2 separate regions of the Homo sapiens genome follow, and region 2 is linked to region 1. The links are chromatin loops, found by intact Hi-C in ENCODE. Cell type or tissue: dorsolateral prefrontal cortex. All regions are shown on one strand. Each heading gives the region's core, and the rest is flanking DNA. Links, peaks and the distances in the headings are about the cores only. Region 1 overlaps LOC105378669 (a long non-coding RNA gene). Region 2 holds the start of MFSD2A (MFSD2 lysolipid transporter A, lysophospholipid).

Evidence for each region. A loop is a pair of places that touch in the nucleus more often than their neighbours do. Peaks named below come from ENCODE experiments on the same cell type or tissue, not always from the same donor. Only the 100,000 strongest peaks of a DNase experiment are listed, where the experiment ranks them.
Region 2: it touches region 1 in a loop (2.4-fold over the local background); 7 of 110 quality-filtered maps call a loop at or near these places.

What each region holds. Positions count from the first base shown.
Region 1 is chr1:40,031,023-40,033,926 of GRCh38, forward strand. The region is part of intron 2 of LOC105378669 (a long non-coding RNA gene); the gene reads right to left. Among named protein-coding and RNA genes, the nearest start is that of CAP1, 8.3 kb to the right of the region's middle. In dorsolateral prefrontal cortex, for the core only: CTCF peaks have their summits at 1,455 (motif pointing left) and 1,655; a DNase peak (open chromatin) is centred at 1,459.
Region 2 is chr1:39,953,808-39,956,711 of GRCh38, forward strand. MFSD2A (MFSD2 lysolipid transporter A, lysophospholipid) reads left to right here and starts at 1,338. Exons shown (of 14, transcript NM_032793.5): 1 at 1,338-1,578. The coding sequence starts at 1,486. RefSeq lists a silencer at 1,160-1,289. In dorsolateral prefrontal cortex, for the core only: a CTCF peak has its summit at 1,192; DNase peaks (open chromatin) are centred at 1,284 and 2,058; H3K4me3 peaks cover 2,086 bases; H3K27ac peaks cover 2,500 bases.

The sequences.
Region 1 (2,904 bases), core at 138-2,637:
GTCTGTGACTACACCCACCCCCATGCTCCCCTAAGAAAACTTGTAAGAGTCAGGGGAAATGGAATTACTTTATGATTTCATGTACTGCCTATGGCAACATGATAACATATTCATTATAATTTTACTTATTAGAGTGAACAATTAGAAAAAAAATCCCTAGGGCTGGGCATGGTGGCTCACACCTGTAATCCCAGCACTTTGGGAGGCTGAGGCGAATGGCTCGCTTGAGGCCAAGAGTTCGAGAGCAGCCTGGCCAACATGGTGAAACCCCATCTCTATAAAACATACAAAAATTCGCCAGGCATGGTGGCATGTGCCTGTAATCCCAGCTGCTTGGGAAGCTGAGGCAGGAGAATCGTTTAAACCTGGGAGATGGAGGTTGTAGTGAGCCAAGATAGCACCACTGCACTCCAGCCTGGGTGAAAGAGCAAGACTCTGTCTCAATAATAATAATAATGTAGTGAATCCTTAATTTTCAAGTAAATACATTGCATGGGGCCCTGATACGTAAAATGCATTAAAATGAAGCCAGTCTAGTTAAATGGGGGATGGGACAGAACTTAATCTCTTGGGCCTCCCCAGCTTTTCCTTTCCCTTTCCTTTCCCCATTTTTCTTTCTTTCTTCCCCCACACCTTGAAGGCTTTCCAATCCCTATCTCTGTTCTCTCTTTTAAAGCCAGGGCATCATTTCTATCCCAAGTTTCCATGAGGTACTGCAAATACTTTGTTGTGTTGTTGCTGTTAAACTGGCTCAAGTTGGTTTTCTGTTACTTGTAATTTTATTTTGTTTTGTTTTGTTTTTGAGACAGGGTCTCACTCTGTCACCCAGGCTGGAGTGCAGTGGCATGATCTTGGCTTACTGCACTTCAACCTCCACCTCCCGGGTTCAAACAATTCCCCTCCCACCTCAGCCTCCCGAGTAGCTGGGACTACAGGTGCAAGCCACCATGCCTGGCTAATTTTTTGTATCTTTTGGTAGAGACAGGGTTTCACCTTGATGGCCAGGCTGGTCTCGAACTCCTGACCTCAAGTGATCCGCCAGCCTCAGCCTCCCAATGTGCTGGGATTACAGGCATGAGCCACCATGCCCAGCTTGTTACTTATAATTTAAAAAAAAAACCTTAAACAATACTGTTGCAGCTTATGATTCAGTTATGTAATAGAAAGAACACTGGCTCTGGACTCAGAAAACTCTGGTTTCAAATCTAGGTCCTGACTTTGAACAAGTTAATCATTTTCAACTTCAGTTTTCTAATCTGCAAAGGGGATAATCCTAGCTTTCACCATTAAAAGACAAAACACTAATATGTTAAAAGACCCATTATTGAGCAAGCTCTCAAGAAATGTTAAATAAGTAAGATTAAAGTCTTATTCAGAACCTCCCCTATCCGTCCAACTTGAAGGAATGAATAACTGAATTCAGTGCAGCCAAAATTAGCAAGGCTGCCATCTTGTGGTGACTCACTGGCACATTGTCCAATGTTATTGAGCGGAGTTGAAGCAAGATGTTCTAGAAACTAAAGCTACATAAAAGGATAGCAGACATACCAGAGAGGCATTGGAATAAAGATAATAACTAAGACTGGACTTTTAGGAACTGGCATATGCAGCAGAGAAGTCAGGGAAAGCGACAGAAAGAAGTGGCTGATGAAGGAGAAGCAAATAAATATATAATTGTGCAGTGTATCACTCCAGCCAGAGTTGACTTCCATACTGGAGTTGATAATTAACATGATCTTACTTCTTTTTTTTTTGAGATGGGGGTCTCACTATGTCACCCAGGCTGGGGTGCTGTAGTGTGATCTCGGCTCACTGCAACCTCTGCCTCCTGGGTTCAAGAGATTCTCCTGCCTCAGCCTCCCAAGTAGCTGGGATTACAGGCATGTGCTACCATGCCCAGCTAATTTTTGTATTTTTAGTAGAGATGGGGTTTTGCCATGTTGGCCTGGCTGGTCTCAAACTCCAGACCTCAGGTTATCCACCCACCTCGGGCTCCCAAAGTGCTAGGTTTACAGGAGTGAGCCACCTGTCCCAGCCAGATCTTACTTCTTTTTTCAAGACTTCAGAAGCCATTAACAAATCCAGCCGATACCATTATCCTTTTAATACCATTGCCCCCACGCCACAGCTCAACAGTGCTCCTTCTGGAGGCTCTAGGGGAAAATGTGGCCTTGGTCACATCACTGTGACCTCTGCTTTCATTGTAATATTGCTTCTTCTGAGCTTCGTCTGACTTCTGAGCTTTGTCTGACTTCTGAGCTTCTTGACTCTGACTTTCCTGTTTCCCTCTTTCCCTTACAAGGATCCATGTGATTACATTGGGCCTACCTGGATGGGCCTACCTGGATAATCTAGGATAATCTCCTCATCTCAAGATTCTTAATTTAACCACATTGCAAAGTCCCCTTTCCCATTTATGGTAAGATAGTCACAGGTCCCAAAGATTAGGATGTGCACACCTTTGGAGCACAATAGTTCTGCATACCACAGTGCATTTTTCTCAACTCTACATTCAGTGACATAACCTTGGTAGCTTGCAATTGATTGTAGTGAGAGTATTTACACCACAAAAGTTGCCAATTGCTACAAATCAGGGCTATCTCCCATGGACAGCCTGATGTTAAACTTAACCTGCACCGGTTATGATGGTTAGCTCAGGTAAATGGGTCTATTTTCAAGGTAAAAGAGAAATGTCACTATACAATAGCTTGTAGGATTATGCATATAACCCAAAGAATACTAGGGGTACCTCCTACTTCTTCTAAATCCGGTGCTAAAAATTAATGGAAAATTGTGAAAACATTATACAGGATGGACCACCAAGGTCTCCAATCCCACAAGAAAGAGGGTTTGGTCACCTATAGGAAACTCAGTTATAGCCCCAAACAGAAGCTATATGATTAA
Region 2 (2,904 bases), core at 126-2,625, 77 kb before region 1:
ACAGTATTCAGTGCCTCACTTTGGCTCTCTTCTGCTCAGCAATGGCCAAGAGCTGTGTGCCCAGATGGGATCTGCTGGCGTATGAGGGAGCATGGTGTGACCATCCTGGGGCAGATAGACCTTATCTCTCCTCCCTGCAATCAGAGATTTAAAGAAAGGAAGAAGGAGGCTGACATTAAGGAGCACAGGAACCGGGTGGGTAGCCTTTGAGAGTTCCAGCAGCCCCTTCACTAATCAGAGAACTGGAAAGACCGGGGTGACATTGACATAAGGGACTCAGAGGTGGAACTAAAGACTGTTCTTTTCTGGCATCCGTGCCTGCCTTCTGTTCCAAACTAATGCCCTCCCATCTTCTTTTGAGGACCACATTTCTGGGCATTCTCTTTTTCAAAACTTTCCCTGTTTCAACCCTCAGTGCCTCTGGAGCCATGTATCTCCCAGGGCTTCTTGTTGGGAGACACATACACCCCATTCTGCCGTCTGTAATTTATGCTAAGAGGGATAGAGCAGGGCTGTTGAGAGCAACTGCTTTGGTATCGGACAAAACCTTTCAGGCCTGGCTCTGCTACATAACAGTTGCTTCACTTCTCCAAGTTTCCCCTTCCTGTGCTGTAAAATGGGGATAATAATAGTACCACCCTCACTTGGTGGTTTTTGAGGGCCGAAAGAGATCATATTAAGCATGGAGGAAGCTATCCATAAAAAGGCCACTGTTGTCATAGTGTACTAGCGGGCGTAGCCCCGGCTTCTCTCCACGACTTGGGAGCTCCCTTCTGGCAGGGGCAGCCACTGGATTGCCTCATCTTTCTCCCCATTGCCCGGATGCCAAGGGCAGGACGGGGGAATGGTGTGTCTTCGGGGATGAGAGAGAGGCATCAGGAGGGAAAGTGTCAGCGTACGTCCTCTAGGCTTGAAGAAGGAGAGAGGCCCTGACTCCAGATTTTAAAGTGGGCTTCAGAGCCCCTACCTTTCCTAGGCCTGGGGCTCAGAAGTCATGGGTGGTAGGCCCGACTCGGGGAGAGTCGGACCTTGGGGACCTCGGGGACCTCGGGCAGATCGGGGACCCCGGGCAGATCACTTTCAGCCTGGGGCCTCGGTTTCCTCGCGCGTGTCTGGGAGGTCTCGCGGCCTGCTTCTCGGATTGCTAGGAGCCAGCGCAGGCAGATGCCGGTTCCGGGGCTTGGAGAACGTGGCTCGGTGGCACAGAGCCGCCGGGCGAGGCGGGGGCAGGGAGGCGGGCGACGGGATTGGCTGGAGGCGGGGCAGCGGGGCTCGGGGATTGGCCGCAACCGAGAGGGCTGGGCAGAACTATAAGAGGCGCGGAGGGGGCGTGCAGCAGAGTGCGTTCCTCGTCTGCCAGCCGGCTTGGCTAGCGCGCGGCGGCCGTGGCTAAGGCTGCTACGAAGCGAGCTTGGGAGGAGCAGCGGCCTGCGGGGCAGAGGAGCATCCCGTCTACCAGGTCCCAAGCGGCGTGGCCCGCGGGTCATGGCCAAAGGAGAAGGCGCCGAGAGCGGCTCCGCGGCGGGGCTGCTACCCACCAGCATCCTCCAAAGCACTGAACGCCCGGCCCAGGTGAAGGTGAGGGCCCGGCACCCCGCGTGGAGGGCGAGGGGAGGGAGGAGGCGGAAATGGGGGATCAGGGGCGTCCCGGGGTCGGCCTGGTCAGGGGACCATTGGGATAGCCAGGGACAGGAAGCCTACGAGCCAGAGAGGACCTGGGGGTGCCCTGGGACAGGGGGTGACGGAGAAAAGCTGTGGGCGCCCTCGCCCCCCTTTGCTCACCCGCACTCCACGCTCTGCGGAGAGGCTCTGCCGGCAGCCCCATGTGATTCCCCGCTCTGCCTAGCCGGTTTCCATTCTTCCGTGTTGAGCGGCTGGGGCTTGCCGCCCCAAACCCCAGAGATGACCCCAGAAATCTGGGAAACTCCCCTTGGTTCCCCATCTCTCATCCCCTACCTCCCACTCCACCCACCTACTCTTGCGCCTCAACTCTGCTGTTAGGGCCGCTCAAGTTCATTCATAAGAACAAGAGCTCTGCTCTTAAAGGAGCCGCGTCCCTCAGGCATTTGTCTGAATGTGGATGTTCGCGCGGGAACGGTGCTTTGCGCATCGAGACCATCGACCACATCCCCAGCCCTGGGGACTTATTGAAGGACCAAATAAAATGAGGCGGCCCCCTAGGAAAGGATCTCAGGCAATAGATACCTTCGTGGGAGGTGACTGCCTTTTCCTTTTAATTTTATTAACTGATCTTTGGAAGGAGCTGGGTGAGCAATTATGCTGTTACTATGTATGAGTAATATCTACTTTCCCTGGGCAACCCAACCTCCCTAGTGCCCCACCCGGAGAGGGATCAGGCCTGAACCTGGAGGCCTTTCCTCCCGTCTCCAAGGTCCTCTAGGAGCTCAGGGGTGGAGGGCGATGGGTCGGGAAGCTGGAGAGTAGGACAGTTCCTGGGTCCGCCTGAAGCTCTGGCTGCCTATAGTGGTCAGGGATGCTCTGGGATAGGTGGAACAGCTGCGCCTGCAGCCAGCTGGGCCGGGCCCCCGTAGCTCTCTAGAGCTCTCACCAGGAGTAGGCAGGTGGATCCTGTCTCTGAGGCAGGGTGGGAGCCTGGGCTGGGCTCAGGCAGCTCTTGGCAGCAAGCGGATTTTCAGGTTGTGGCAGCTGGTGCCGGGTGGGGACAGGTCGGCTGCTGGAGCATGCTCCCCCTGAAACCTGGAAAGGAGCAGTGCCTGAGGCCTTGGGAGGAGTTCTTTAGGGATGGTGGGCTGATAAGTTTCCTTAGAATCTCCAGGAGGGAGGTGGCTTAGGGGCTACTTTCACACAAGTATGGATTCCCCTTTTCCATGTTCCTAAGAATGGAGAACACCTTTCTTTTGTATAAAGTGGGATCTCGGAGAT